Linked DNA regions of Mus musculus: all the other regions are linked to region 1. The links are chromatin loops, found by intact Hi-C in ENCODE. Cell type or tissue: left cerebral cortex. All regions are shown on one strand.

What was found. Hi-C counts contacts between places; a loop is a spot of excess contacts. Peaks named below come from ENCODE experiments on the same cell type or tissue, not always from the same donor. Only the 100,000 strongest peaks of a DNase experiment are listed, where the experiment ranks them.
Region 2: it touches region 1 in a loop (2.3-fold over the local background); 2 of 42 quality-filtered maps call a loop at or near these places.
Region 3: it touches region 1 in a loop (2.0-fold over the local background); 3 of 42 quality-filtered maps call a loop at or near these places.
Region 4: a loop joins it to region 1, with 2.4 times the contacts of the local background. A loop is called at or near these places in 2 of 42 quality-filtered maps.
Region 5: it touches region 1 in a loop (2.3-fold over the local background); 4 of 42 quality-filtered maps call a loop at or near these places.
Region 6: a loop joins it to region 1, with 4 times the contacts of the local background. A loop is called at or near these places in 18 of 42 quality-filtered maps.
Region 7: a loop joins it to region 1, with 6 times the contacts of the local background. A loop is called at or near these places in 10 of 42 quality-filtered maps.

What each region holds. Positions count from the first base shown.
Region 1 is chr10:8,517,002-8,521,001 of GRCm38, forward strand. Ust (uronyl-2-sulfotransferase) reads right to left here and starts at 1,824. Exons shown (of 8, transcript NM_177387.3): 1 at 1,149-1,824. The coding sequence starts at 1,398. In left cerebral cortex, a CTCF peak has its summit at 2,139; DNase peaks (open chromatin) are centred at 1,040, 1,291, 1,825 and 2,122; H3K4me3 peaks cover 2,313 bases; H3K27ac peaks cover 1,049 bases.
Region 2 is chr10:7,881,580-7,885,579 of GRCm38, forward strand. No RefSeq gene overlaps it. Among named protein-coding and RNA genes, the nearest start is that of Gm24726, 35 kb to the left of the region's middle. In left cerebral cortex, a CTCF peak has its summit at 2,137 (motif pointing right); a DNase peak (open chromatin) is centred at 2,146.
Region 3 is chr10:8,445,091-8,449,090 of GRCm38, forward strand. The region is part of intron 1 of Ust (uronyl-2-sulfotransferase); the gene reads right to left. Among named protein-coding and RNA genes, the nearest start is that of Ust, 72 kb to the right of the region's middle. In left cerebral cortex, no CTCF peak of the experiment used is centred here; DNase peaks (open chromatin) are centred at 2,079 and 3,566.
Region 4 is chr10:7,808,079-7,812,078 of GRCm38, forward strand. It overlaps Ppil4 (peptidylprolyl isomerase (cyclophilin)-like 4), which reads left to right. Exons shown (of 13, transcript NM_026141.3): 11 at 2,284-2,380. Among named protein-coding and RNA genes, the nearest start is that of Ppil4, 17 kb to the left of the region's middle. In left cerebral cortex, a CTCF peak has its summit at 2,083 (motif pointing right); a DNase peak (open chromatin) is centred at 2,082.
Region 5 is chr10:8,426,063-8,430,062 of GRCm38, forward strand. All of the region lies in intron 1 of Ust (uronyl-2-sulfotransferase), which reads right to left. Among named protein-coding and RNA genes, the nearest start is that of Ust, 91 kb to the right of the region's middle. In left cerebral cortex, no CTCF peak of the experiment used is centred here; DNase peaks (open chromatin) are centred at 1,803, 3,230 and 3,451; H3K27ac peaks cover 623 bases.
Region 6 is chr10:8,321,680-8,325,679 of GRCm38, forward strand. The region is part of intron 3 of Ust (uronyl-2-sulfotransferase); the gene reads right to left. Among named protein-coding and RNA genes, the nearest start is that of 4930573G07Rik, 110 kb to the left of the region's middle. In left cerebral cortex, a CTCF peak has its summit at 1,716 (motif pointing right); a DNase peak (open chromatin) is centred at 1,708.
Region 7 is chr10:8,240,992-8,244,991 of GRCm38, forward strand. The region is part of intron 7 of Ust (uronyl-2-sulfotransferase); the gene reads right to left. All of the region lies in intron 2 of 4930573G07Rik (a long non-coding RNA gene), which reads left to right. Among named protein-coding and RNA genes, the nearest start is that of 4930573G07Rik, 34 kb to the left of the region's middle. In left cerebral cortex, a CTCF peak has its summit at 1,551; a DNase peak (open chromatin) is centred at 1,566.

The DNA.
Region 1 (4,000 bases):
TGTCCCTGGAAGCAATGCAATTTTATCAGTTTACACTACTCCCAAACACCCTTTGTTGGTGTGGTTTTGTGGTTTTCTTGTTTTTCCTTCCAAACAGGCCTGCTGTTACTAGACCTGAGACTTCTGTGAGACCTCTTTCTTTTTCAGCCACGAACCAAAAGGGAAGGGACCTTTGAGGTAACTGTATGAGTCTTGGGCAGCCCATTCTGGTCCCAGCACTTTGATGGAGTCTCCACCTGAACTGACTCTGGACCTGCAGATGACCACGGTAGGTTCTTCCACTCAAACCACCTCAGAGACAACCCCCGCACGACCTCTCCTGGCCACAGAAGTCAAGGAATTTACACCCTCCCTCAGCCAAGGCACAGGAGCCAGCATCATCCCTGGGACCTGAGCGAGTGCTGGCCAAGCCTTGGCACTCAGAATCATGGATGAGAGAGCAGCGAGGTCATACCTCACTGAAATCTGTTTTCTTGGGTTCCAACCTCTTCCTTTTTCAGCCACGAACCAAAAAGAAAAAAAAAAAAGTTGACTTAAGACACATACGGGGCGGAATTTCGAAGGCGGCACAGTTGACTGGCACCTAGAAACAGCCCCAATTTCTCCCGCACTCTCGCTGCAGTCCGCGGGGTGCGCAGGTGCTGCCAAGGAACAAACCAACCTAGGGAAAGACTGGAATCACCTGGGCCAACTCACAAACGGGGGACCCAGTGGATAGAATATCTAAAAGTGACTGGAAAGCGGGGTTAAACCAGCCCACACAACTCAGAAGGGAAAAGCCAGACGGGACAGGATTGTAAGTTGTTAACCACATCCTAGAGAGGACTGTGCACGCACCGCCAGGCCAGCATACACACAAATATTCACAAACATGCACATGTCTATTCTGCCCCAGTTGGAGTGGCGATTCGGGGACAGGTACGTGGTGTCCGGGCTTGGGACACCTGCCCGGAGTCCCCCGTCGCTGCGGGCAGCCCAGAGTACTGTAGGAAGCAGGCGCTCCCAGCTGCCTCACTGAGGGATGCTCAGTGGCATCCCACCTGGGGAGCCTCGGGGACCGTGGTGGCCGTGACAGCTTTAGATGTTCCCCGCTTATCACCCTTTCCCCGAGTGCCCAACTTTGCGGGGCTGGCGCAGCCCTTCCCTACCCAAATACTGCCGCAGGTCGAGCAGGAAGCGAGGGGGTCCCCCGCTGAGCTGGTAGAAGAGGGAGCCCAGGCAGAAGACCAGCAGGGTAGCCATGCAGAAACCGTAGTCCCGGAGGGAGAAGCGCAGGAAAGGCAGCAGCGGGATCCGGCGCTTGCAGCTGCCCAGGCACGGAGGGGCGCCCCCCACAGGGGCCCCATGGGGCCAGGGATCCGTGCCGCCGCCGGGATGCTGCTGCTGCTTCTTCTTCATCGCCGGCTCCGCCGCCTCGAACAGCCCGCCCCGGCCAGGAAGAGGTCACCCATCCGCCGCCAGCCGGAGCGCCTAGCCGGCTGTCTGCACATGGAGAGGGACGCGCTGAGGGCAGCCGGGTGGGGGCGGGGAGGGGCCGAAGTTGCCGGGCTCAGGGTACTCTGCTCGTCTTGGTCCCCACCGCTCGCTGCGGCCCCAAAGGGCCCAAAATGTCCCGGGCCCCGCCGTGGGGGTGGCGATCGCAACCCACGCCTGGTCGCGCGTCCTGCTAGCAGCCCCGCGTCCCGTAGCAGCCCTGCGCCCCAAGTCCCGCCGCGCCCCGGGCTCGCTCCCGGCTCGCCTCCAGCGCCAGCGTGGACCCCCCGGGCTTTGTGTGGGTCGCGGGCGGTGTGTTTGGTCCCAGTTCAGGCTCGGCTAGCTCAAGGCAGGGAGGATCGGGAGGCGGACACCACCCTCTCGCTCCACCTCCTTGACAGGGGCTTCCCTCCCTCCTCGCCTCTCCTCCCCTCCCCTTTCTCTCTGGCGCGAGACGGCCCGCTCTCCTCCCTCCCCGGCCCTCCCTTCCCTCTCCAACCCTGGGCTCGACGCTGGACTCGGTGTCACATTACGGCTTCTGCTGGGGCGGGCAGGGAGGGAGGAGGGGGCCGAGGATCAGCAACAAGGAAGAAAGTTTTTGGGTGCGTGGATTTTTTTTTTTTCCTCCTCCATTCTCTACAATCTGGTCTCGGTTCCTGCGCTACCAGCGACCTCTTGGGGCCCGCTGACTTCCCTCTCGTAAACAGTCGCCTTGGAGGATTTGACTACGTTTGTCTTTTCATTTGGGGAACTTGATTCTCTTTCTATATCCCAAGCGACCCACCTACCAAAAGCCGATATAAAATGTGCTGGGATATGGGTTCAAGACCTAGCCGGGACGGTAAAAGGCAAGAGGTGGGTGGTTTCGGCAGAGCCAGGCATAGCTCACGCCCTTGGCTCAGAATCAGAGGGCGCTTTTTTCTTGCCCTCCCTCGTCTTACAAGCACTCCACTGAAAACAAGGGTACTCCACTGACTGGAGGAAGACCTTACAGCAGATATAAAAGGAGAAGGCTCTGTGCCTTCACAGACCTGTTTCACCATCTCTCTTCCCACCGCTGGGAAGTTTCTAGAACTGAAAGAGCCCACGGAGCTTCCCAGAGACCTATCCGAGAACAGGGCTGCTCTATCAAACACACTTAATCGTTTTTGTTTTTACAAATCACCAGATACACAAGTGATATGGCCTAAGAGTTACATTGTGATTCCAGTGTCCTAGATTGTTTTTCTGTTGCTGTGATAAACATCATGACCCAAAATAACATGGAGGAAAAAAAGAATTTGTTTGGCTTACCAGTTACAGTCCATTGTGGAGGGAAGGTGAGGCAGGAGGAACCTAGAGACAGGAACTGGAGCAGAAACTGGAGAAATGTGCTTACGCGGGTTCTAGGTTCACCTTCCGCCGTCTTTCTTGTACTGTCCAGGGCCACCTGCTTAGGAACGGCTCTCTGCCTGCTGTGGCCTGGCCCCCCTACATCAATTAGCAATCAAGAAAATGCTCCCCAGACAGGAGCAAAAAAACAATCTGTTGGAGACAGTTCTCCAATAATGTTTTTCTTTTCCAAGCTGAGTTAAGTTGGAAACAGAAGTGACATTTAGTGACATAAGCAGGTAGGTAGGACTGTGAACAAGACAGATATATTAACCACTGCAGCATGACACTGGGCAGATTTCTTCATGGTTTCCCTGGGATTAGAAAACAGCATTTAGCTCAGGCCACACAATTCCGATGCCTCTCAACTCTGATCCCCAAATCATTCTAAATAGTCCAGTAATCAGGAGATGTGGGGCAGTTAAGAGCCTCATAGCTCCACGACTGTTCTCCTGAAAACTTTTAAAACATTATCCATCCAGAGATTATTCCACAGAAAATTGAGAAATGGGATCCTGGGAGCAAGAATTCACAATTAGAGGACAGAATGCATGATGGTTAGTTTTAAAAGTCACATGTCACAACCTAGAATCACGGGATAGAATGTCAATTAAAGACTTGCCTACACTGGATCAGCCTATGGGAATACCTGTGGAGGACTGCCCCGTTGTTATTTAATGTGGGAGGGCCCAGCCCACTGTGAAGCACACGACTCCCTAGGCAGATGGTTCTGGACCGTCTAAAAGAGCATGAGCCAGCAAACAAAATTCTCCATAGGTCCAGTCACACTTCTTTGGCTAGGAAGTGAGGTCAGTGGTCAGGGTTAGTACCATATGGAATAGCAAATAGCCCTGTCTTCAAGTTCCTCTCTTGAGCTCCTTCAATGAGGAAATGTGATTTTGAATTATAAGCCGACTAACCCCTCCCTCCCTAAAGTTGCCTGTGGTCAAGTTATTTCTCACAGCAACAGGAGCTCAAACTGAGCAAACGTGGCTTACCCACCACCTGAATATGAACTTCCTCGTCCACAAGTTCGACCATAGGTGAAGACGACACAAGCCGAGAGTTATGAGGTGGGCAGCACCACACACAGCTACACTCTCAGAGTCACTCCTGCACGGGCACAAACTGCCCTGCCCTGCATTCTCCTGGCCAC
Region 2 (4,000 bases), 640 kb before region 1:
CTGTAGTGTTAATGTTTCCTATGGTATCTTCTGCACCTGAGTTTCTCTCTTCTATCTTTTGTATTCTGTTGGTGTTTGTTCTGTCTATGACTTCTGATCTCTTTCCTAGGTTTTCTATCTCCAGAGTTGTCTCCCTTTGTGATTTCTTTATTGTTTCTATTTCCATTTTAGATCTTGGATGGTTTTGTTCATTTACTTCACCTGTTTGTTTGATTGTGTTTTCCTGTAATTCTTTAAGGAATTTTTTGTGTTTCCTCTTTAAGGGCTTCTAGGTGTTTACGTGTGTTCTCCTGCATTTCTTTAAGGGAGTTATTTATGTCCCTCTTTAAGTCCTCTATCACCACCATGAGAAGTGATTTTCAATTAGAATCTTGCTTTTCCGGTGTGATGGTGTATCCAGGACTTGCTATCGTGAGGGAATTGTATTCTGATGATGCCAAGTAACCTTGGTTTCTGTTGCTTATGTTCTTACGCTTGCCTCACCATCTGGCTATCTCTAGTGCTACCTGCCGTGGCTATATCTGACTGGAACCTGTCCTGCCTGTGATCCTGGTTGTGTCAGAACTCCTCAGAGTTCAGCTGTCTCTGTGATCCTGTGAGTCTGGGATCCTGTGATCCTGAGATCCTGGGCTTGTCAGAGCTCCTGGGAGTAAAGCTGCCTCTAGGACCCTGAGATCTTGGTGGGACCAAGCTCCTGGAATCCCATGATCCTGTCATTCTGTGGACCTGGGTGTGTTAGAGTGCCTGGGAGTGGAGCTTCCTCTGGTTGTTGTGGGACTGGCTTCAGAGTTTGCACTTAAGGTCTGCTGAGGGCACCAGCCCAGACTGGAAGGATCTGTGTCTCTGGTGGGGTGGAGTTCCTGGGCGCCTGAGTCCTGCTGCTCCCAGTTACTCCTGGTGTTGGGCAGATGTTGTGTTCTCCTCACCTCTGATCCTATGATTCTGGGAATGGAGCTTCCTCTGGGTGTTGTGGGACTGGCTCCAAAATTTCCTTCCTTAGAGGACTTCATAAGAGATTTTTTTCTACTATCATGTTTTATATTCCAAATAGATTTTAAAAACTCGTTGAGTGCATACTACTTTTAGCTTCAGAAGATATCATTTATATTTAAGAGGTATTTAACTATTATAAATTATTTTGATGACTTAAAATGTCAATACTGAGTTGTATATTTTAAAATAAATTTTATTAGTTTAATAAAAAATGAGATCTAAAAAAAGCAATATTGTGCTCAAATGATGAAGGTACAGCTACAGCCTGTACCATAGCAACAATTTAATATTATACTAAAATGGCATCATTTAAACAGAAAGAATGGCCCAAGATGAGACCATGAGTTAAAGACTTTAAGTCACAGTACCAACAGCATGATCTAGCACACAAAATGTGGTAACCTGACCTGCTCTCTGGAAGGCAGTGTGGAGAGAACAAGTCAAGCCACAAATGGGAAAATTTTTTATCCTCTGTATTCGTAAGAGGACACATGTACAGAATACACCGAGAACCCCTAGAAACCAACCACTAAACTAATGAAAACATGGATACATAGCTTTATTTAAGAAAATACTGAAGGGAGATCGCTCAGTGGTTAGGAGCCCTTGCTGCTCTTGCAAGGCACCGGAGTTCAGTCCCCGCACTGTCAGGTGACCCACATCTGCCTATAACTCAAGGTTCTGGGTTTCCAATGCCCTGTGATGTGTAAACCCACACAGGCACACATATATACACAATAACAAAAAGCTTTTAAAAAGATATGAAGCTGGTGGGATTGCTCATCAGGTAAAAGGCCCTTGCCGTGGAAGCCGGGTGACCTGAGTTCAGTACCCGGAACACACATAAAAGTGGAAGGAGATATTGACTCCTTAAAATTGTCTTTCCATCTCCGCAAGCAGGTGGTGGCATGCAGTTCCCGCCCATCGTAGTAAACAAAACAAAAAGGTAAAACTCTGTGTGTGGCCATGCATTTGAAAAGATGCTCAATATTCTTAGTTCCTGACAAAATGTTAACGAGAAACTACTACATATGTATTAGAAAACTTACAATTCAAAAAGATCATATGAAAAGACCATTTCTCCTAGCCTCTACAGTTATGGCTGGGGCAAGGAGGTGGAATGTCACTATTGTGACCACTAGGTGTCGCTGTTGCAGCATGGCTCGTTTACCTGGGTGCCACACTTTCTGCAACCTTGGCTCCAGGGAACACTTGATCGGACAACAGTTGATGATAGAACATGGTAAGTAAAGGCACATTTACCACTTATCAGATATAATAACAGCACGGATACCATGGATAACTAGAAAGGCAAATTAAATTCATTTTCATTTTATATCCTAACTCAAACTTTAAGCATATAGAAAACTCCAGAGAATATAGTTATGTGCTTGAATGGAATCTTAATATCGCTCACGCTTGAGTTCAGTAATAATTATAATTTTCTCTAAACAGATATTGATACACATTGTAATTGAACTACTCTTGGATGCCTTGCAGTTTTTCATTACTATCGTTCATATCATTATTATAAACATGTTTTTTTTTCCTTCATATGCTTTCACTGTTTATTGCTCATACATTGATTTTTGTTTGACTAAATCTTGGATTCCAGAGCTCAGTTCATCATTGTTGAGACTAATCTTGTCTCCTCTTTATGGTTTGTTTTTCTGTCTTGGGAACTATAACTCAATACTGTAGATTTCCCAGAGAAATATAAAAAGTCACTGATGCAGACACTGGCCTTGTCATTGAGAAGGCGCCTCAGGCCTTTCTGTCATGTATTGGGTATCAGGATCAACCACTCCTAGTCAGTTTCCTGCTCCTTTCCTAAGGGAAATTACGCCTTCCCCATCTGTGTATCTACAGGTACACGCGCACGCGCGCGCGCGCGCGCACACACACACACACACACACACACACAGCACACATTTACATTCCTACCATTTCTTTCCTAAAACAAAACAAAAAAAAATCCATGCATTTGAATATGAAAGAAATACTACAGACAGCAAGATGGCTTCCATTCGCAAGGTGTGAGCCACCAAGCTGGAAGACCTGATTTTCATCCTCAAAATTCAAATGGTAGAAGGCGAGAACCAACTCATGAATCTTTGGCTTCCACACACACTGTGCCATGCAACAAATAAATAAATGTCAAATGAACCTAACAAAGGGGATTTGTGTTTTGTCTCAATCAAGAAATGAAGCAACCCTGTTGTACAGCTTGGGGCCGCTCGCCAGCTTCATCCAGGCCTCCGTTCTCTAAAGGGGTTTCTTCTTTGGGTGATACCAAGCCCATTCCGTCAAGACAGTTGGAAACAGAGTGAGTGAGGCAGGGAGAACAAGAGAGTTGGGGCTGGAATTTGAAGGAGCTGTGCAGGCTTGTAGGGAGGAGTCTTCAGGGAGCACAGCAGCCAGGCTGGGAGGACTCCCCTGGTCAAGAAACTGATATACACAATTTTTTAAAACTAAATTTAAATTTTTTTTTCTTGTGTACTGGTGCTGTGCTAATGGTGGTTTGGGGTTTGTTTTTTGCTACATTCTTGCTAATGAGGAGCTGGGAAGGTGGATATCTAGTAACAAGGAAGCTTGCTTGTTACTAAGTACTTTGGCAATAGCATCAGAGGACATAAAATATGAGTTACTTTGCTTATATCTAACAATTTATCTTGGGTGAATTCCAGAAAGTTTTAGGCCAAGATATTTTTATGTCTCTAAATATCCTGGCCTAAAGAAGGGGAACTAAATAAGTGCGCAACAAACTAAGTAAATTTCTGTCTCTGCATGGGAAAAATGGAGTTCTAACCATATTGTATTTGTAATAATCGATGAAAAAAGCCAAAAACAAAAAAGTAAAAACAAACCCCTCAAACAAAAACCCCAGTGGCCATCTTAGCCTTAACTGCCGTGCCCACTCCCAAGCGTGCTTGCTGAATTTCCCCCATTACTTCCTCAGCAGATTATAAAGGATAAAACTGTAAGTGGAGCGCGTTGCTGCCCCTAG
Region 3 (4,000 bases), 72 kb before region 1:
ACGAGGTTTCCCACTGACCTGAAGTTCTCCCATTGGACTAGGATGGCTAACCAGAGGAGACATAGGAATCCTCCTGTCTCTGAGTTCCAAATGCTCAGATTATAACCTTGTGCCACTGCACCTGGCTGCTTTATTATGGCTCTTTGTATATCCAAAGGATTTTACCAGCTTAGTCATCTCCCAGTCCCAGGAAAGAGTTTTTAGCAGACTGATAAATCCATCAGGGTATGTGTGTGCATATATATTATATGTATATGTATGTGTATGTGTATGTGTATGTGTATGTGTATGTGTATGTGTATGTGTATGTGTATGTGTATGTGTGTATGTGTGTATACATGTGAATATATAAATATATAGATAAATAAAAATGTGTTACTATATTTTTCTATTTATTATATAAATATATATTATATTTTTTTCTTCTATTTATCTACTTATAAGTCAAAGACACAATGGCCTTCTAGAGGTAACATGCATTCCTAGTGCCCAGATCTTGTTTTGTAAATATTACCCACCTGGACTGAAAAGAATGTAAAGTTCTTAGAGCCAGTTTCACAAGAGAGAATTGCAAGATATGTCTGGAGTATCTGAATATGTCTGGAGTATCTGAATACGTCTGGAGTATCTGAAAGTTTCAAAGTGTAACAGAAGCAGGTCCAAAGAACAAAAGCTTGATCCAAAGACCGATCTGATTCTCAGGGGCCAAATCTGAGAAACGCTGTGCATCAAAATGGATACCAAGGCCACATGAGAATGGCTCGGCCAGGTAGATAAATAAAATGATAAAATTGTATTATAGTGCAGAGCAAACTAGCCTGGGACCCCAAAAGTTGGACTTGCAAAAGTTGTTCTCAGACATGGGAATGGTAGCATGTGCATGCCCTCACTTCCACGTGCGTGAGCGACACACACACACACACACACACACTCACACACACACACACACACACACTAGTGGTAGGAAGAAGGAGGAGGAGGAGGAGGAGGAGGAAGAGGAGAAGGAAGGAAAGGAGAAGAAGTTAAATTTTTAAAAAACAAGCTTGAATAGTCAAAGTTTTGACAATTTTGGTCTAGTGAGATAGTTCAACAGGTAAAGGCACAGCCATGCAGGCCTAATGACCTGAGTTCAACTCTCACAGGACCCACATAAAGGTGAAAGAAGAGAACTAACTCCACAAAGTTGTTTTTTGACCTCCAATACTCCAATCATGGCATGTACAGCCCATACAACACATACATCGTCTGCACACACAAATGAATGAATGGATAAGGAATGAGTGAGTGAATGAGTGGATGAGTAAATGAATGAATAAGTGGATGGATGAATGAGTGAGTGAACAAGTGGATGAATGAATGAGTGAGTGAACAAGTGGATGAATGAATGAATGAATGAGTGAATGAATGAATGAATGAATGAATAGGTAGATAAATAAAATGATAAAATTGTATTATAGTTCATGAAAATAAGTAAGAATCAATTATTCTATATTGAATAAATAAACCAGAAAGAAAGAAAACAAACATGTATTTTATAGTCAAATGCTAGGAAATAAGTCCCTCAATGGTAGAAAGGAAGAAGTCCACAGTTTTCCGCGTGTCCGGGACTGGTCCTGTCAAGACTCATCGGCAGAGGCCAAAGAGAGAAGGTGAGGAGAACTAACGAAGGATAGGACATGAACATCACTTCCAGCGCTTAAAAATACAACAGGTGAAAGACATGGTCCAAGTTTTAACTTAAAGCCTCCCATGCGTGAGGCGCAACCTCCATACCCTTCCCAGGAACCTGACAGAGCCTATGTGAACTTTCACTATGTAAACAGAGGAGGAATAGAAGAGCTTCCCATTAACTTTCTCCCTCTGAGTCAATAGATTTTCCAGTCCAATTGGAATCAGTTTTGATTGCTTTTACAAATGGAAGGAGAATGAGCTAACGGGGCCTTGTTCCTGACCCCACGGTAACTGCACAATGAATATTATGCTGGTTTATATTTGGTTCTCCTGAGCAGTGAGAGAGAATAAATCAGGAGCCCACAGAAGTATTTTTACAGTCTCTTTTAACATTTCAACTGCACTTGCTTAGAATCTCATTATCTCTGTTTACAGGATCATCCTTAGAATCCACCCTGCTCTTCTGGCTGAAAAGCAGCTTCTGTTGAAATCTACTTTATCCTTTTGAAGATGTACTCCAAGTCCCACTTCCGTGGCATGAAGGTCCCCTGCAGAACGCAGAAGGGGGTCTGCTTCAAAACAACCTCCTATGATGCCAGTAAAAATTCTGTAAGCATTAACCCTTCACTTCTCAAACCCAAACTCACTTCTTTCGATAGAGATCTTAATAATAATAATACAAAATCAAACCAAACGAAACCTAAAACCCTCAAAATTTAATTGTTCCCAACCTAGAAAACCACAGGCTATGAAGCATTACATAAGGCATAAAGGAGTATAAAACAGCACTTAAAACCTTCAAAGGTAAGGAAGTGACAGCCAACTCCATTTCCCTCAGAGTCTCCCCACATTTTCTGAGATATTATGTATAAAGTCCAAGTAGAACAACACAGTATGAATTATGACAAATACGTAGCTTGAGGGCACTCAGATGATATTTAATTATTGTGCCAGTCATACTTGGAACAACACAATCTTGTCCTCAAGTAATGCAACACCCCTTAGAATAGCTCCCATTTTTCTTAATATCTGGCAACAACTCTTTTGAGTTTGGCTACAAGCCTAAACCTTCCTTACAATCACAGAAATTTGCCCTCAGGGTTAAAAGCCAGCCACCCACGTTCGAAACATTTATGTCTGAACCTGCAATTTGTTGGCCACCCACACGAGCTCATTAAAACACTGGAACCAAATTTGCTTTGCCAGCTTAATTATCAAAGCCAGGAGCTCCGTCTCTCACCCTGTGAGTTGAGGATAGAGAGTTGGGGATACAGTTCTCTCAGTGAAGGGCCTGCCTTTTCTACACGATGTCCAGCACTAATCTACTCCCACTGAAAAGTGAGATCAGAACAGGACTTAAGTACACACCAAAACTGTCACTCATCGCAGGTGCCACCGAAGCTGGATAAACAAAATAAATTAGTTCAGCGGCCTAAGACACATTTTCTACTCCAGGCTCTCTATTTCTTCATTTTACTCTTCTATTTTGAACTTACATTCTTGATTTTTTTGGAACAGTTTTGTGCCTATGAGAAGCATGCTTCTAACTGCTTTTCTGAAGATCATGTCTTCTCGGGGAATATCTTAAGTGTTCTCAAGGGAACTGATGTAAATCTGGTGACATCTTTGGGTGTTTAAATGTGCAATGTATCCTTTAACAGGTGATGGCAGCCTTCTTTAAAGGGTCAAAGAGCAAATCTTTTTTGGCTTTGTGAGCCTTTCATCCTGCCCTGCCAGTCAACTTTGCCACTGAAACATGACAGAAACCACATTTCTATAATGAACCAAGGGCATGGCTATGTTCCAATAAAACTTTATTTACAACAGCAAACCAGGATTTGGCCTGAAGGCTGTAGTTTATTCAGTTCAATTTGAGTATTTCTTGGCTTTGGTGTCTAGTGAAAGCTAGCCTTCATTTAGCAAAAAACAAAACCAGAAACACACACGGGAACCAGGGTTCTGACAGAGAAATCCATGTGGGACGGAACATTGAAACCTACCAGCATGTTTGAGGACTGTTCATTCATATTCCTTGGCTCCAAGTCCCATTTTCTATTTCAGGCCCTTAAGGAGTAGAGTATAGAAATATGTCTGCTTACAAGCTTCCCAGTTAACTCTTATAATACCAAACTTAATTTAAGTATGCATGTGTGTGTTGCATTTGTTCATGGTATCTATGTCATTGTGGCGGAAAGCATGGTAGCATTCAGGCAGGCATGGTGCTGGAGGAGCTCTCTCTCTCTCTCTCTCTCTCTCTCTCTCTCTCTCTCTCTCTCTCTCTCTCTCTCTCTCACACACACACACACACACACACACACACACAATGCTG
Region 4 (4,000 bases), 710 kb before region 1:
TCTCTTATATGCTAGAACATTATGCACTAGAACCAACTTATTCATCATCTTTTTCTTCTTCATCTTCATCTTCCTCTTCCCTCTCTTCATTGTCCTCTTCATCCTCCTCATCTTCTTCTTCCTTCTTTTTCCTGCTCTTTTCAGCCTTGACCACCCCCCTTTTTGCTGCATCAGGTTTTCCTTTAGCTCTGTAGGCAGCAATATCCTTCTTGTACTTCTCCTTCATCTTGGCAGCCTTCTTCTCATAGGGCTGCTTGTCATCCGCTGCAGTGTTGTTCCACATTGCTCCTAGTGTCTTTGCAACATCACCAGTGGATAAGCCAGGATGCTCGCCTTTGATTTTGGGGCAGTACTCAGAACAGAACAAGAAGAAGGCTGGAGGAGGCCTCGTGGGTGTATTGGGGTCTTTGAACTTCTTTTTGGTCTTCCCTTTGGGGCTGGGCGGTGTAAGTTTTCATTTCTCTTCCATAATGAGCCTTGCCAGCCTTTGCCATATCTTCAAATTTCCCCTTTTCTTTAGCAGACATGGTCTTCCACCTCTCTGAGCACTTCTTGGAGAACTCTGAGAAGTTGACAGAAGCATCCGAGTGCTTCTTCTTGTGCTCCTCCCAGCATGTTTGCACAAAGAATGCATTTGAGGACATTTGGCCTCTCAGCTTCTTAGGATCTCCTTTGCCCATGTTTAGTTGATTTTCCTCCGTGAGGCAGTTGCCCAGTGCCTGTCCGCTGTCTCTATGGAGCTCAATGTTCTTCAATGGCTGTGAGACAGTTTTCCTATGGAGTCTAGCTTGGTCTCAAACTTAATATCCTCCTGAGTGCTGAGACTGTAAGTGTTAACTCCCCACGCTAGTCATGAACTTTGTATCTTGTTAACTGTGTGTGTGCGTGTGTGTATGCTAAGGATTGAGAATAGTGGTCTCCCAGATGCTGAACGCGTCCTGTCATTGAACTGCATTTCTAGCTGAGTTTAAAAAGATCATTTTACAATGCTTTAAAAAGGCTTCACTTAGGGTTGTGCATGGGGAAGGCAGTGGCAGGCATATCTCTGTGAGTTGAAGGCCAGCTTTCTTTATATAGCCACTTCCAGGCTAGTTGGCTATATAGTTAAGACCCTGTCTCAGAAAAACAACAACAAAATAACAACAGAAAAAAGGTTTCCCTTGGTAGTTATTCACATGTAATGCTAAATTTTACCAGAAAAATTAAGATTACTGGTTTTTCTTATTTTAAAGATTCACTCTTATTTTATGTGTCTGAATATTTTATTTCTCTATATGTATGTGTACCATGTGTATGCCTGGTCCCAGCAGAGACCAGAGCATTAGATCCCCTAGAACTGGAGTTACAGATGGTTATGGGTACTTGGAGGCGAACCCAGGTCCTCTGCAAGACCTCGTTCTTAACCATGGAGCCGTCACTACAGCCACACGATTACCTTTTCTGTACCATTTATGGTTTGTTGCCCATGACTTTACTGCACTTTCAAAATAAGAAATAAACAGGGCTGTTTGGTAATAAGTAGTAGGCTGTATTGATTTTTTTTCAATATTTTTTATTAAGGTCTGTAAAAAATCTAGAGAGAGAAATACCTGGTCTGTGAGGGATGTTCTTTCTCCACAGTGTTCATTCACAGCAGCCTTTCCTCGCCAGAGGCCGTGTTGCAGAGGAAACTTGTTCAGTGCACCCTGCAGTCTGAACCAGCGCCTCACCTCAGTGCTCTCACTTATCAATCATTCCTTTCCAACCCACGGCTTAGAGGGAGTTGAACTTTCTCTGTTTCATGAGGAGAGCTTTTTTGTTCACAGTTGGAACAAGGCTTTGTTTCTCTCTGAGTTGGCTTCTCTTGTGGTGGAAGGAGAAACCTGTCCCAGCTTGGCTCGCCAGTCTTACCAGGCCCATACCCTTTCCCAGACCAGCCTCTTGATGTGTTTTTTACGTGTTATAATCACAGTCCTATTGGTGGTGGGTGGTGTCTGCTTTGGAGTAGTGTTAGCTGCTGGCTGATGCAGTAGAGTTCATGGACTTGGTGGCTTTGCTTGAACAGTGTTTTTTTCAGTTGGATGTTGTAATATTCACCCAGGTCACTAGGTGGCAGCATATAACTAAAGAAAACTGGACATGCACTTTGAACCAGAGTAACAGCAGAGACAGGCTTTGGGTTTAAGGCCTTCCTCACCTTCCCTACCTCCCACTGTGTGCTTTCATAAGTAGTCCTTTGTGTTTTATAAAATTGTTAGTGTACCATTATAGGATGCTAATTCTTTTATTTCTTTTAATAAACAGGTGGGAAATATACCAAGAGTGATTTCAAGGAGTATGAAAAGGAACAGGATAAACCAGCCAATTTGGTTCTGAAAGAAAAAGTAAAGCCCAAACAGGAGTATCCTTTATAAGAACCGTATGCTTGGCTGGCCTCCCCTCTGTAGGTCATTTGTGAGGGGGACATTTTGTTGTCACAGCTGGTCAGTGTTTCCCATAGACTTGACTTTTTCAGTATACCATGTATTATGAAGAAAGTTAGAGTTGAAAGAAACCTTAGGCCTAAATATTTTATCTCCCACTCTTACAATAAATACCTTACTTACTTACCCACTGTTCTCAATGATCTTCAAAAGTAAATGTGTTACTTTTATATATACTAATGTTTTAAGTTCCTTTCTATTGAATATCCTTGTGTTATTCATTCTCTCTCTCTCTCTTTTTTAAAGATTTTATTTATTTACTCTATTTACAACGTTCTGCCCACATGTATGCTGGTGTAACAGAAGAGGGCACCAGATCTACTGTAGATGGTTGTGAGCCACCATGTCATTGCTGGGAATTTTACTCAGGACCTCTGGAAGAGTAGCCAGTGCTCTTAACCTCTGAGCCATCTCTCCAGCCCCTGATATTTATTCCCTTTTATTTAATTTCCTTATTTAGATAACAAAATCTTGTAGTTCTCTGTCACACGATTAGATTTTTTTTCTTCTGTATAATACATTGCCATTTAACAACAAGGATTTGCTAAATCTTTTTGCTAAATTTTTGTCTAGGGCTCCTTCCAGTTCAGTACAAGAGTTGACATTTATAGGATCTAAAAGAAATTTATAGACTGGACCATGCAATTCAGGTTCTTCCAAGTTGCGACAAGGAAAAAAGCCATGAAGCATACTGCTCGCCTTACATCATTTCTGTTTGCTCAACTATGACTGATTTCCCATTATAAATCTATCACTCCACACATTGCAAAGGTCATTTCTTTGGTGATCATCTTTGGTAAAAGGTGTCTTTGTTTTCTAGTTTCTGTTGATGAAAAGAGGTTCTCTCTTTTGTGTTACATAGGCATGTCTTCTCCAAGTATTCATCAAGGAGGTTGAGTATCAGGTTGGCCTTTAGATAGTCGTGCTTTATTTAAAGTGTGTTGCCTGTCTGTGCTGCACAAAGTATTGGGATGTGTCTGAAGGGTGCTGACAGCATCACCCTAAGGCTTTCCAGGCAGCCAAGCCAGCATGCTGAGTCTGGACTTTAACAAAGGCCATTAGAAGGCATGTGATTAAAGCTTACAGTCACAAAAGGCATAGATGAGCATGTGCAAATGTTACCTTCATATCGAAGGTAAGTTTGGCCTAACCACTTAGAAAGGACAGGACAAATCAAGGAAGCGAAGGGCATAAAGTCAAGATGCTTACAGAGGCCTTCTGATTTTAAGGAATTCACTATATTAATTTTAAGTTTGTAGCATTAAAGTGTTTTAATGAATGTTGGGCAACTACTCTACTAATTGAGGTATACCCCAGCCCTTGGGACTGTTTTTTTCCTCATCATTCAGAAAACTATGGGTATGTGTATAAAGACAGACATTACATTCTGGGCCTAAAGAACATGGCCATGTTGACTTCAGTCCCAGATTCAACTACAATAGCACTTTTTTTTTTTTTTTTTTTGGTTTTTCGAGACAGGGTTTCTCTGTGTAGCCTTGGCTGTCCTGGAACTCACTCTGTAGACCAGGCTGGCCTCG
Region 5 (4,000 bases), 91 kb before region 1:
GTCTCCAAAGGGGTTTCAACCAACAGGTTGAGAATCACTGTTCTAGAGTTTCACTGTTAGAAACCTGACAACCATTCTCAAAACAATACTTTTATATATGTCAGATTGACTATGCCAGACATTGAGCTAATCTTAGAAGGCTCACTGTTAAGTGGGAAAAGCCACGTGAAAAGGAACGATGAAAATTAAAATAAGCAACGGTCCCAAATGCTGGCAGAAATATGAATTACAAGACTCACACATTAGTGGGAGTGGGAAAATGGACAGTGTCTTAGTCAGGGTTTCTATTCCTGCACAAACATCATGACCAAGAAGCAAGTTGGGGAGGAAAGGGTTTATTCGGCTTACACTTCCATACTGCTGTTTATCACCAAGGAAGTCAGGACTGGAACTCAAGCAGGTCAGGAAGCAGGAGCTGATGCAGAGGCCATGGAGGGATGTTCTTTACTGGCTTGCCTCCCCTGGCTTGCTCAGCCTGCTTTCTTATAGAACCAAGACTACCAGCCCAGAGATGGTCCCACCCTCAAGGGGCCTTTCCCCCTTGATCACTAATTGAGAAAATGCCTTACAGCTGGATCTCATGGAGGCATTTCCTCAACTGAAACTCCATTCTCTGTGATAACTCCAGCTGTGTCAAGTTGACACAAAACTAGCCAGTACAGACAGATAGTTTGGAAAACTGGAGTTCCTTAGGAAGTGGTACATGCTTCCACTCCATGATCCCATTGGTGAACAGATAGGGATGTATTTACACAAAGAAAATGAAGACATGTGTTCTCAAAAGAAGAAAAAATCAAAACGCAAAGAAACAAAACCAAAAACCCTCTCAGGCACACAAACACTCACATCGCTCTTGTTCATGATGGCCCCGGAAGAGAAGCAACCGAAGTGTTATCGGCAGGAGAGTGAGCAGACACATGTTCATGAAAGGGGATGCTGGTCGAGAAATGAAAATCAACGAGCCTGAAGTGTGGCAGATATCACCCCTTTAGAAACAGTATGAAGGGTAAATGAAGGGAGAGGCATGCATGCATACTCTAGACTTCTATGATGTTCAGGAGCCCTGAGAGCTAATTCTGGGTGGCTGGGCCAATAGGAAAAGGAATAGGAAGAAACTTCTTGGCCAATAGATGCTGATGGCTGGATGGAGGGTGACGTGAATGTGTGTATTTATCAGATCTCATCAAACGGTACATGGATGGTATGTGCACTCACTCAGTGTAAGTTTCGCCTCAACTTGAGTATTAAAACAACAACAGCAAAGCAAAGTGAAACAAAACAAAACAAAAACATCTCCAGAAGACAGATCTTAGTGATGGAGTACTTGACCAGCATGAACAAGGTTCTAGGTAAAATCCTGAGCAATGGGGGCCAGGGAGGGGGAGGAAAAATAAAAATAAAATTCAGTACAATAAAACGAGTCGACAGCCTCAGGAATCCATTAGAGGCAGGGTCCTAGTATGTTTTTAAACCCTATCTACTGTGACTGGAGCAAGTGGCTTCTTCCTGCTGAGTTTCACCCCCCCCCCCCTTATAACACAGGACAAAGGGGCCTTTCCCAGGGCCGCTGTGAGAGCTAAAGGATTCTATCTTTATTTACTTGAACAGCTAACAACTATTTTGCAAGCATGTGCGGTACTGAAAACGGACTCCAAGGCCATGTTCATTCTAGGCGAGTGTTCTATCTCAGAACTGCATTCCAAGCTGTTAAAAACAAAACTGAAAAGAGACAAGCTCCGCAGGATATCAAGCCCGGTGCTTGACACGGTACACACAGAATGAGTGGTTGGTTGTCCTTCTCGCTAAAAATAAAAAGGCATGAGTGTGTGCACAGCGTTTAGTCTCACACAAATGGGAAAGCACGTGAATGAACAGATGGGTTGGAGAAAGTCTAAGCAAGCCTCCAGAATAGGATTCTCACCAGGTGGAGAGAAGGGTAAAGACCACTGACCTTTGCACCTGCTTTCTCATCTGTTCATGGAGCTCAAGGAACCTAAGGCAGAAATTCACCGATGTGCATTATGCAGAGAACACTGTGCTGTGTTCTCTAAATGGAAGAAGCCATGGATATATGGGTCATGTTAGATGCACAGTTCAATTCATCTAACTGGAAAAGCTAGCCAAAGTTACAGAAGTGCCAGGACTGGCTTGGCCCACTGGCACTGGATGGTGGCTGGTAGGGCAGACTAATGAGGTGGCGTGGTTTTAGGTGGACAGAGATGGGGATGGAGTCGACATCTGGTGTTCATGTGGCCTTCTGAAAATTATCTCACCTACAGCCTCAGTTTTCTTAGTTGCAAAACTCCCAAAGAAGTAGTCGTCAAGGTTAGCCCTGATAACCCACCTGAACGCATCTACCAAGAGACAAAACAGTAAGTAAGTGGGAAAACCCTGAGCTCACAGAAATGGCCACGGGAAAAGCCAAAGACCTGAACCACAGGCTTGGGTAAGAGTCTGAAACTAGAACTGTTAGCATGTAAACAGTCCATTGTTGTAAAGTCACAAAGCCACCACATCGTAAAATCCAGTTCAGTGGGGGAACTGCCTGACAGGCAAACAAGAAGACCTGAGTTCAGATACCCAGCAGGCATGATGCACTGTCTCCTGAGAACTGGGGGGAAAGAGACAAGCACAGGAGAACCCCTGCATCTGCTTGCCAGCCAGGAAGTCACTGAGCCCCAGGTTGGTGAGAAACACTGTCTCAAATAGATGGATGAATAAATAAATAAATAAATAAATAAATAAATGCAAGCTCCAGGTTGGTGTCTGTCTCAAACAAACAAACAAACAAACAAACGCCATGGAGATTACAAGAGAGGAAGACAATGTCGACCTCTGACCTCCATGGGCATGAACACACGTGCACGAACAAACATGCACACATGCATAAGCATGGCTGCACGTGGCTGTGTGCACTTGCATACATACACACACACACACACACACACACACACACACACACATATATACACACCCACACATACACACAGAGAGAAGGAGGACAGAGACAGAGAAACAGAGAAAGACAGAGAGACAGACAGAGAGAGAAAGAGAGAGAGAGACCAAGACAGAGAGACAAAGAGACAAAGAGACAGAGAGAGCCAGTCTCCTAGCAGAAAATAAGCAACGCTGAATAGCCCAGCTGCTTCTACAATGTCCCATGAAGGCTGGTGGGATCAGCTCAGTGGCCATCTGCTCTCTGCTTCCCCAGTGAACAGAACATTTAAAAAACTATTTTATCTAAAGAAGACGTTTGGTAGCTGCTGCTTTCCTGACAATTTAATCTGGGAACAATGTCTATTCTCATAAATCTTCAGGTGCCTGCACCACAGTCAAATTTAGGGTTTCACATGTTCGCTTCTGGCAATAATTACATAGGTGTGCTCTTTATTTTATTTACTATCTCTTTCCCGTGTTTTATTTAGCTTCCAGAACCACACAAAGTATGTCATCGCTGCAACAGAGCGGTTTTGTAAGCCCGCCAAGCGCTACTCCCCAGGAGTGCCACAGACCAACCCTGTTATAAAAAACCTCTTGAAATACACAGCTGAGGGCCATACTGGATCTGCTGTCTCCAAAACAAGGAGTTTAGATTGGGTGCAAACAGACCCACACTGAGGAAATGACATGCTTTAAACATATCCCACACTCCAGCAACAAGAAGTAGCAAGTGGTTTAATATGCCTTACATAACCTCCACAGGTGAAATGATGACCAGTCAGGGGGAAAAAATGACCCCAGCCTTCCCTGCTTGTCCGGTCCTCTACTCCCTCACATTGCTGTACCTATCCTCCTAAACAAAGTCAGGAGTAGCCCTGCATCCCCTTCAAGCCCTTCTTATTTGAAGCACAAGATTCCCAGACCACGATCTTTGTTAAGTTCTCTTTAGCAGCTAGATGCTACAATCATGGCTATCTAAAGATGGTTATAGCAGAAACCTGTGTGTGGCTATGTGACTGTTTCTCTAAACACAGAGAAACAGCAAAAGAATTAAGGTTTA
Region 6 (4,000 bases), 200 kb before region 1:
ATGCTTCTTTGATCTTCCTCAGCTTTTCATCTCAGGAGGTTTGGGGACACCCCTCTTGACGATGCACTGTGACAGAGACTGTGTTCTCCTTTTTGACTTTGACTGAGTTACAGGAGGACTGAGGCTGGGCTTACTTAAGCCCCCCCCCCCCAGATGTCCGCAGAGAATCTGTGCCCCAGGAGTGTTTATGGAATGGAGATACCCCTTTAGTAATGCTTGCTTCATATCAAGAAACCCATGACTAACTGAAGACACAACTGTCTATCACGCAGACAATGAATCTAACCTTTCCTGGACTACACTGGTCTATACACTCTTCACAGCAGTCCCTTTGTAATATCCGAGCCAAGCAAAGGCATTTTTCTGAGTGGGGAGAGGGGTGTGTTATATACCATAGCAGGAGTTACCTGTTACCATTTAATACTCCAAGAGTCAAGAATTATTACTCATTCTTTGAAATGAAGAGCTCAGGGCACAGAAAGGGGATACAGGTTTATTTAAAGGTTAATCTTGTTTTAAATCATTTGTGAGCACATGCATGGGCTATATTAATGAGTTATGCACATCCCGTGGGTTATACAGAGCAGGTGCCAGAGGAGAGATGCCTCAGGTGTCCTGGAGCTGTCAAACATGGATGCCAGAAACACAACTTGGGCTCTCTGTAAGAGCAGTGTGTATTCAACCATCATGCCCTCTCTCCAGCCCCAGAGTACATAGATTTTGTAAAATCTTGATGATCCGATAGACTGTGCCAGGATTCAAACCCTCCAGTCCTTCTCTTCATCCCAGAGTGGCAGTCAAGTCACCCTTCTCAGACAATTATCTATCCATGAACTTTTAAAATGGAAACAAGGGACTGGTCGGCACATTCTGGAGAATGGAGAGAGTCTAGCGAAAAATAAATGTTTTATGTCTCTTAGGATGTGCTGAACAGCTGATGGATGAAAAACGTGGAGAAATACAAGCATGGATCTTAGTGTGTGGCTCAGTGGCAGAGGGCATGGCTGGCTTGTATAGGACCTCATCTTTTCTAGGAACACACATGCACACGTGTGTGTGTGTGCATGCACACAGAGAGAAGAGACAGAGACTAATAAGGATAGAAAGAATATTTTCTAAGATTTCTAGGGTGGGAAAACAGTATATGTTACCATGAACAAGAATGGATTTTAAATACGTAGGAAAAGGGTAGGTATGGCTTAAAATTCATCTAAGGGAACAAGTTAAATTTATGTTGATGGACTAAACTGGGGTTAAAAGAGGAAGGAAAAGGCAAGAATCAAGCACGCTCACTACACAAAGGTGATGCTAGGAAGCCTTTTCTAACAATTTGCTCCCTCCTCTCTCCATGGCAGGATGGGAGAGCACAGACTTTTATCTGCCCCTCTGAAGATGTCTTTGCTCCTGACATGTTCAGGAAATGGTTGTCAGCTTGTCAACAGGAAGGATATCGTGCCCTACCTTGGTCTGAACTCTTGTGTCACTCAGGAGCAATTAGAGGCCCTATAATTTTGCAGGGCATCTTAAATCAAAAGAAGGATGTGTGCTTACTAACATATCAAAGCAAAGGCAAACTGCCCAGAGGGGGAACTGCAGGTCCTTTCTCAACCTTAGAGGTTGAGAAGGGTGAATGAAGGTCTCAGGCTACCTTCCTCCTTCTGGGGGTACAGGGAAGGCCCCACCAGAAAAAGCATGTGCCTGCAGTTAAGAAGAAGTCCACCAGGGGGAGCAGTAACATGAGCGTGGCAAAGGGGCTGTGTCTGGGCTAGATACTGAAAATTAATGGATACAATTCAAACCCTAGGAGAGGAGAGTTCCCTTCTCCCTGGCTTATATGGTCTCTCTCTTTTGTCCTCTTTTCTTCCCTCTGGGTTTGCATTAGAGGACTCTGGTTTTGTTTTCAGGACCCAAGATGATGTAGAGCCCATTCCATGAACTGATCTGGCTTGATCCCAGACAAGTTGGATTGAAGGACAGCGTCCACTGGCATTTGGCCAGTGCTGCTCCAAGCCAACTCTGGAATGACACTGTCTGTCTTCATGGCAGGAAGCCTTGAGGGTTATGCTGTCAGCCTTTCCAAACAGTTTCTGGGAGAAAGTTGTTGGAAGAACACGCAGAAGGCCACAAGCACAGGAAAGGCATCTGATATGACATGATTATATACATGCTATCCTCCCAGTGTACCTGGGAGGCTGAGGCAGGAAAGTCATGAGTTCAAAGCCAGCCTGGGCTACATACTGAGGAGGGCTTGTTTCAAAGCAAAAGTAAAAACTTCAGAAAGCAGTCTGAGACTTTAGAGTTTCAGGTGACAGAATTTCATTGCTTGGAGGATTTATTTTATTTTAATGTCCATCCTTCATGAAGTGAGTGGGTTCTGTGATATGGTCACCCTCGGGAGTGGGTCCTCAGATATGCACATGCCTAGGCAAGTCCTTACATACCTCTGTTTCTACAGTAAGGCCTGGGAGCACAGAAGGCGACCTGCTCTCCAGAAGGCTCTCATGCCTGGCGTAAGTCCTGTTTTGAGTGGCTGTCCTCTAACCACTGAATACAACTTTAACTCGTACGCTTACCAATTCAAACTTAACCAGGATCTGACCCCAATTTGCTTTTATGTCTAATTCTAGATTTTCTTGATTTATGTATATTTGTGTCAGGTTCAGAAGTCAGCTGCATGGGCAGTGAACGTCGCGCCTGGTGCTCAGCACCCACCACTAGCGGCAGAAGGATCGGCTGATTGAACAGGAGGCAGAGGACCAAGCAGGAGGACGCCCCAGAAGGATCTCTGTGGCCCCAAGAACTTTCCAGAAGAACCACGGTTATGATTGTGTTTTAAGCTCTGTTGCTTTATACCCAGAACTTAGACTTGGATGTCGTCTGAGAGCCAAGCTGCAGGGCAGTCTGACACAGTGTAGGATAATACCGTGCCCTGCCACCCTGCACTAAGAGTTTAATGCAGTCTGAAGCACTCGGGCACAAGACTGCCATTGACCCCACCCTCTGAATGATTTCCAAGGTTTAGGTCATTTGAATGGCTACTGGACAGAGTCAGAGCAGATGTGAAGCTTACAGGGAAATAACCTTTTCTGATGTGATGGGTGAAAGGGCGTAGACTGGGCTAGCACTTCCCAAATTATGATGTGTAAATTCTGTGGGATCCAAAGCGCAGCCATGACACACATAAAAGTCCCCGATCAACTAAGCCTGGGAAAGTCTAGGAGAAGCTGGGGTTTAAAATATATGTGCACATATGTATGTATATGTAATATAAATAATGTATATATGCATGTGTATGTAGAAAGAGACTAATGGATAGATAGATGATACATACATACATACATACATACATACATACATACATACATAGTAATGTGCTTGATGTATTGGCATGAGGACTAGAATTTAGAGCCCTATCCCTCATAAATGGGGCAGGCCTGGCAATCTGTCTGTAGTCCTAGGCCTCAGGGGGTGAAGACAAGGCGTGATTTCCAGAGCAAGCTGGTGAACTGGGAAACTCTGAGTTTAGTGAGAATCCCATCTTCAGCAGATAAAGTAAAGAATATGGAGGAAGATGGCCAGTGACAAGCTCTGGCCTACACACACACACACACACACAAACGGCCTTCAGCACATGCATACATTTAAGCACATACATACATACATACATACATGTGAACATGCAAATAGACACACACAGTCACCAACCAGCACATACACACACATGGACACACACGTGAGTATGCTAACACACACACACTCACACACAAGCTCATCAGCACATGCGTAAACACAGATGTATGCAGGTGAACATGCAAACACACACATATACACTCTCAGAGTCGTCAGGACACACACACATGTAAACCCCAACACACACACACATGTAAACCCCAGCTTCTCCTAGACTTTCCCAGGCTTAGTTGATCGGGGAATTTTTATATGTCATGGCTGTGCTTTGGATCCCACAGAATTTACACACGTGCATACACACAGTCACACT
Region 7 (4,000 bases), 280 kb before region 1:
TTTGCTCGTCCCACCTCTCTCTCTCTCTCTCTCTCTCTCTCTCTCTCTCTCTCTCTCTCTCTCACACACACACACACACACACACACACCTCATCTTCTGCCTTCCTTCACGCTTCCCTCCTTTTCTGGCTATAGAGATTACAGCGAAATCTAAAGTCATGTTTTTTCACAGCTATGCCTGATGATAGCTCATCACTGAATGCTCAATATATCTTAAGGACTATGGATTCTGCCCCTTTAAGATAGGTAACATTTATGCACATTATACAGACGGGGAAGGCTGAGGCTTCAGGTGGGTACCTTGCCATGGCCATACTGCTAATAAGTGACCATGCCTTCTGACAACCTTTAGTTAACCACCACGATAAACACAGATGGCATGGAGAATGAAGACTAGAAATGACCAGCAGGGAGATCTTTGCCTTGATCACCCTGGTAGCAGCAGCCCCAAGGAAGATAGAATTCTGGACAGTGAGCCCTCTCTAGGCTGCAGATACAGATGGATGATCTCCATCACCACACAAAAGGCACTGTGGACTACCCAGGACTACGAGAGGACTGTGGGAACTGGGGGCTGAACAAGGAGCTCAAAAGCACACCGCATGAGACCTTAGATCTCAGCGAGACAAACCCTGAAGGTCACACAGTAAGAATGTCACTGTTCAGGCTACACATCTGACCCAGGGCAGAGAATATGCCAGGAGAGCTTCCTGGCTCAGGTTAGCACTCTTTCATAAGAATGACTTTTAAAAAATAATTATTATTCATTTATTTTATAAGTACACACCAGAAGAGGGCATCGGATCCCATCACAGATGGTTGTACACCACCGTGTAGTTGCTGGGACTTGAACTCTGAACCTCTGGAAGAGCACTCAGTGCTCTTAACTACTGAGCCATCTCTCCAGACTTCAAGAATGACTTTGGTTATATAGAAACCAAGCATTCATTCAGTATTTGTTTTAATTCTGTTGGATTTTTTTTTCTTTAATTTCTAGATTGGTAAAAACTAGACTTTAAATGGTGTGGTACACCATTTAAAAATTTTCTTTTATGCATCTGTTACTTCTAGCAAATGCTCTCATTTGAATACTGCAATGCAAATTAACTCACAAACACTGTAATACTGATCAAAGACCTTGAGGGGTGGGGTGGGGGTCTAGCGGTCACTTATAGACAATGAACAAGCAAAAAATCTAGCTGGCACAACATTTGACGTGTCCTTTGTCATCCTTACCTGTAAAACGTGCGAACATATTTTCTAAAACAGCCCCTTGTAAATGGACTTAGTTTGCGAGGTTAGTACTTGAGTAGATGGTTTGGAATTTATTTTGATGGCTGCCAACTGTGTTCCCCAAGCCTCCCCTGAATGCCTACTGAGTTTCCCATCATGCCCCAGGGCTTATAATTACAATGGAAACAAGAAGATGAATACTGAAGTAATTCTAGTAATGGAAAGCATTTCAAACACAAGGTAAAAGGAGAGGACACGTGAGTTCTCAAGCTTTTGAAGAAGGAAAGTTATGGGTTTCACCAGGCCACACAGTTCCGTCCACCAGCTAGGTGGCGCTATTGAACAATACTAACTTGGTTACTATTGAACAAGACTAACTCAGTTACTGGTCCCGCCAGAACTGCTTCTATTACATATAGTCAGGTGCTCTTTGTTTTTAAATTAACTTGCTTATTTATTTTAGCTGTTACCATCAATCCCTGCAACTTAGCATGCAAAATGAGGCCTGAGAAATTTCTGTCAGCTCACAGTATGCTAGGTTTGCTTGCTTGCTTGCTTTGGTGGCACTGGCGATCACACTCAGCACTGTGAGCATCGTAGGCAAATGCTCTCCCACTGAACCAACATTTCAGGGCTTGGGAGCTGAGGAAAGGAGACACAGACACATTAAAATTCATGGCTCAGAAATACCGCGGTCTTTCTCTTCCCTTCATCGTAAGGGGCTTCGTACAGAGGGACTATAGACTTCTCTAGGTTGGCTTCTGTTTTTCTTTCAAAGGGGGCAGGGGTAAAAAGTAAAGATCATGGGGATTTAGCAGAAAGAAGAAGGGGTGTGTGATGATCTCATTGTAAACCTGATTGAATTGGGTCATCATGAAAATATACGTTTGGGTGTTTTCTGAAGGTGCTTCCTGGAAGGTTCAATGGAGGAGAGAAAACCATCTCCTGGTGGCCGCTACCATCCTGTGGGGTGGTGTCCCAGACTGAGTAAAGAGAGGAGGGCTGACCACTGGCTCTTTCTCTTCTTGCTTGCAGACAGCTGAGGCAACGCGAATAGTGTGACTGTAGGATCTGGGGATCATAGCCAGGCTGTAGGCCTGCTAGGAAAGAGCTCGACCAGCGAATTGCGCTATCAGCCCTAGAATTCTTGCATACGGGGAAGCTTCAGGATTCTAGTGTGCCGTCCACGAGAACAAGGCATTCTGGTGTGGACAGGTAGAAGAGCGCTACACGCCCTTTCACCTGTCTGACCTTTAACCCACCAATGCATCATGGTGACAGAGCAATATTGCACGTTGTGTCTGCAGAAGTCTAAATAGAACAAGAGGTTGGTCAGGAGTTTCTGCTTAACCCACATCCTCTACCTTGGGGGACGCGGAGACTATTAGGACAGAGGAACCGTTTGCTCCCTTGGCCTTCGGCGTCATTGTAAGGGAATAGCAGAAGACAATGCCAAGCCACCACAGTACACAGAAGTTGCTGAACTCTCCGTCCGAAGTTCATTTGGTCATGCATGCACACACTTCACATCAGCAGAGAGCTAATCTGGGGTCATAAATTGTATTGCCACAATCTCTACTCAGTAACTGAGTTTAGAACAGACAGCAGGGGTCTTGGGAACCCCTTCTGTGCCAGGAATTATTCTTTTTTTTTTTTTTTATCACTTTGCTCTTGGAAAAGAGCTAGGGCACCCCAGATGCATCCTGAAAACAGATTCGATGTACCACACCACGTAACCCCATGGAGCAGCTGCACCAGGCTTCTGGAAGCTTTTCATCCTACTACACAGGAATACCAGATGTCCCTGACTCCTCCTGAGGACTTTACCACATCGTTACTGCCAAAATCAAAAGGGAAAGAGTTTTAATTTACTGGTGGGAAGACGGTAGCTGTAGGTCAAAGAGCTAAGGGTGACCCAATCTTCACAGGTCTCCTCTACTTTAGTGAGTGTGCTTACAGATCGTGGGGTCAAGGCCCACCGTTTCAGAGATGCCATCCATTTAGCTGAAGAAAATAGAAAGTTAATTCAAGCAGCAGCTAGGTGCATGCCCCTTTGGATACACTTGTCATTGGAGGCTTATATGTGTTTAAAAACAGATGTTTTGTTTTTTTGTTTTTCGAGACAGTGTTGTAGTCTTGGCTGTCCTGGAACTCACTCTGTAGACCAGGCTCACCTCGAACTCAGAAAACCGCCTGCCTCTGCCTCCCAAGTGCTGGGATTAAAGGTGTGCGCTACTACTGTCCAGCTTAAAAACAGATGTAAATGGCTTCATATCTTGCCATTTAACAGATGTCTGGATAAATATGTGTCACCAAGATTCAGTCAGCTCTTTATCCCCACCTCCTCTCTTTCTCCTGTCTTTCCTTCACTTACAAAGAGAGGGTGGGGGAGGAAGAGGGAGGAGAGGAAGAGAGAGAGCCAAGACAGACAGACAGAGGACGGGTCCACATAAGAATGCCTGAAGTCTTCCTTTACGACTCTAATGTAGGGTAAACCCTCTCTAGGGCTGCACAAAGAGAGGGAGGCTCACAGTGTCTCACAGAGCAGTCATCAGACACAGCACCATGCTGACACCCTTCCCATTCAATAGACTCGGTAAACTCCTGCATGTGTCTGTTATCAGAAGGACAGAGGGAGCTCTACTTCCAAAGCCCAGCTATTGAAGACTCATTATACGTCTAGCTCTTCAAACCGATTTTCTGATAGGAAGGCTCTCAGCAGGGCTCACCTTTAGGTTTTCAGGCACATTCTTACATGCAGATAAAT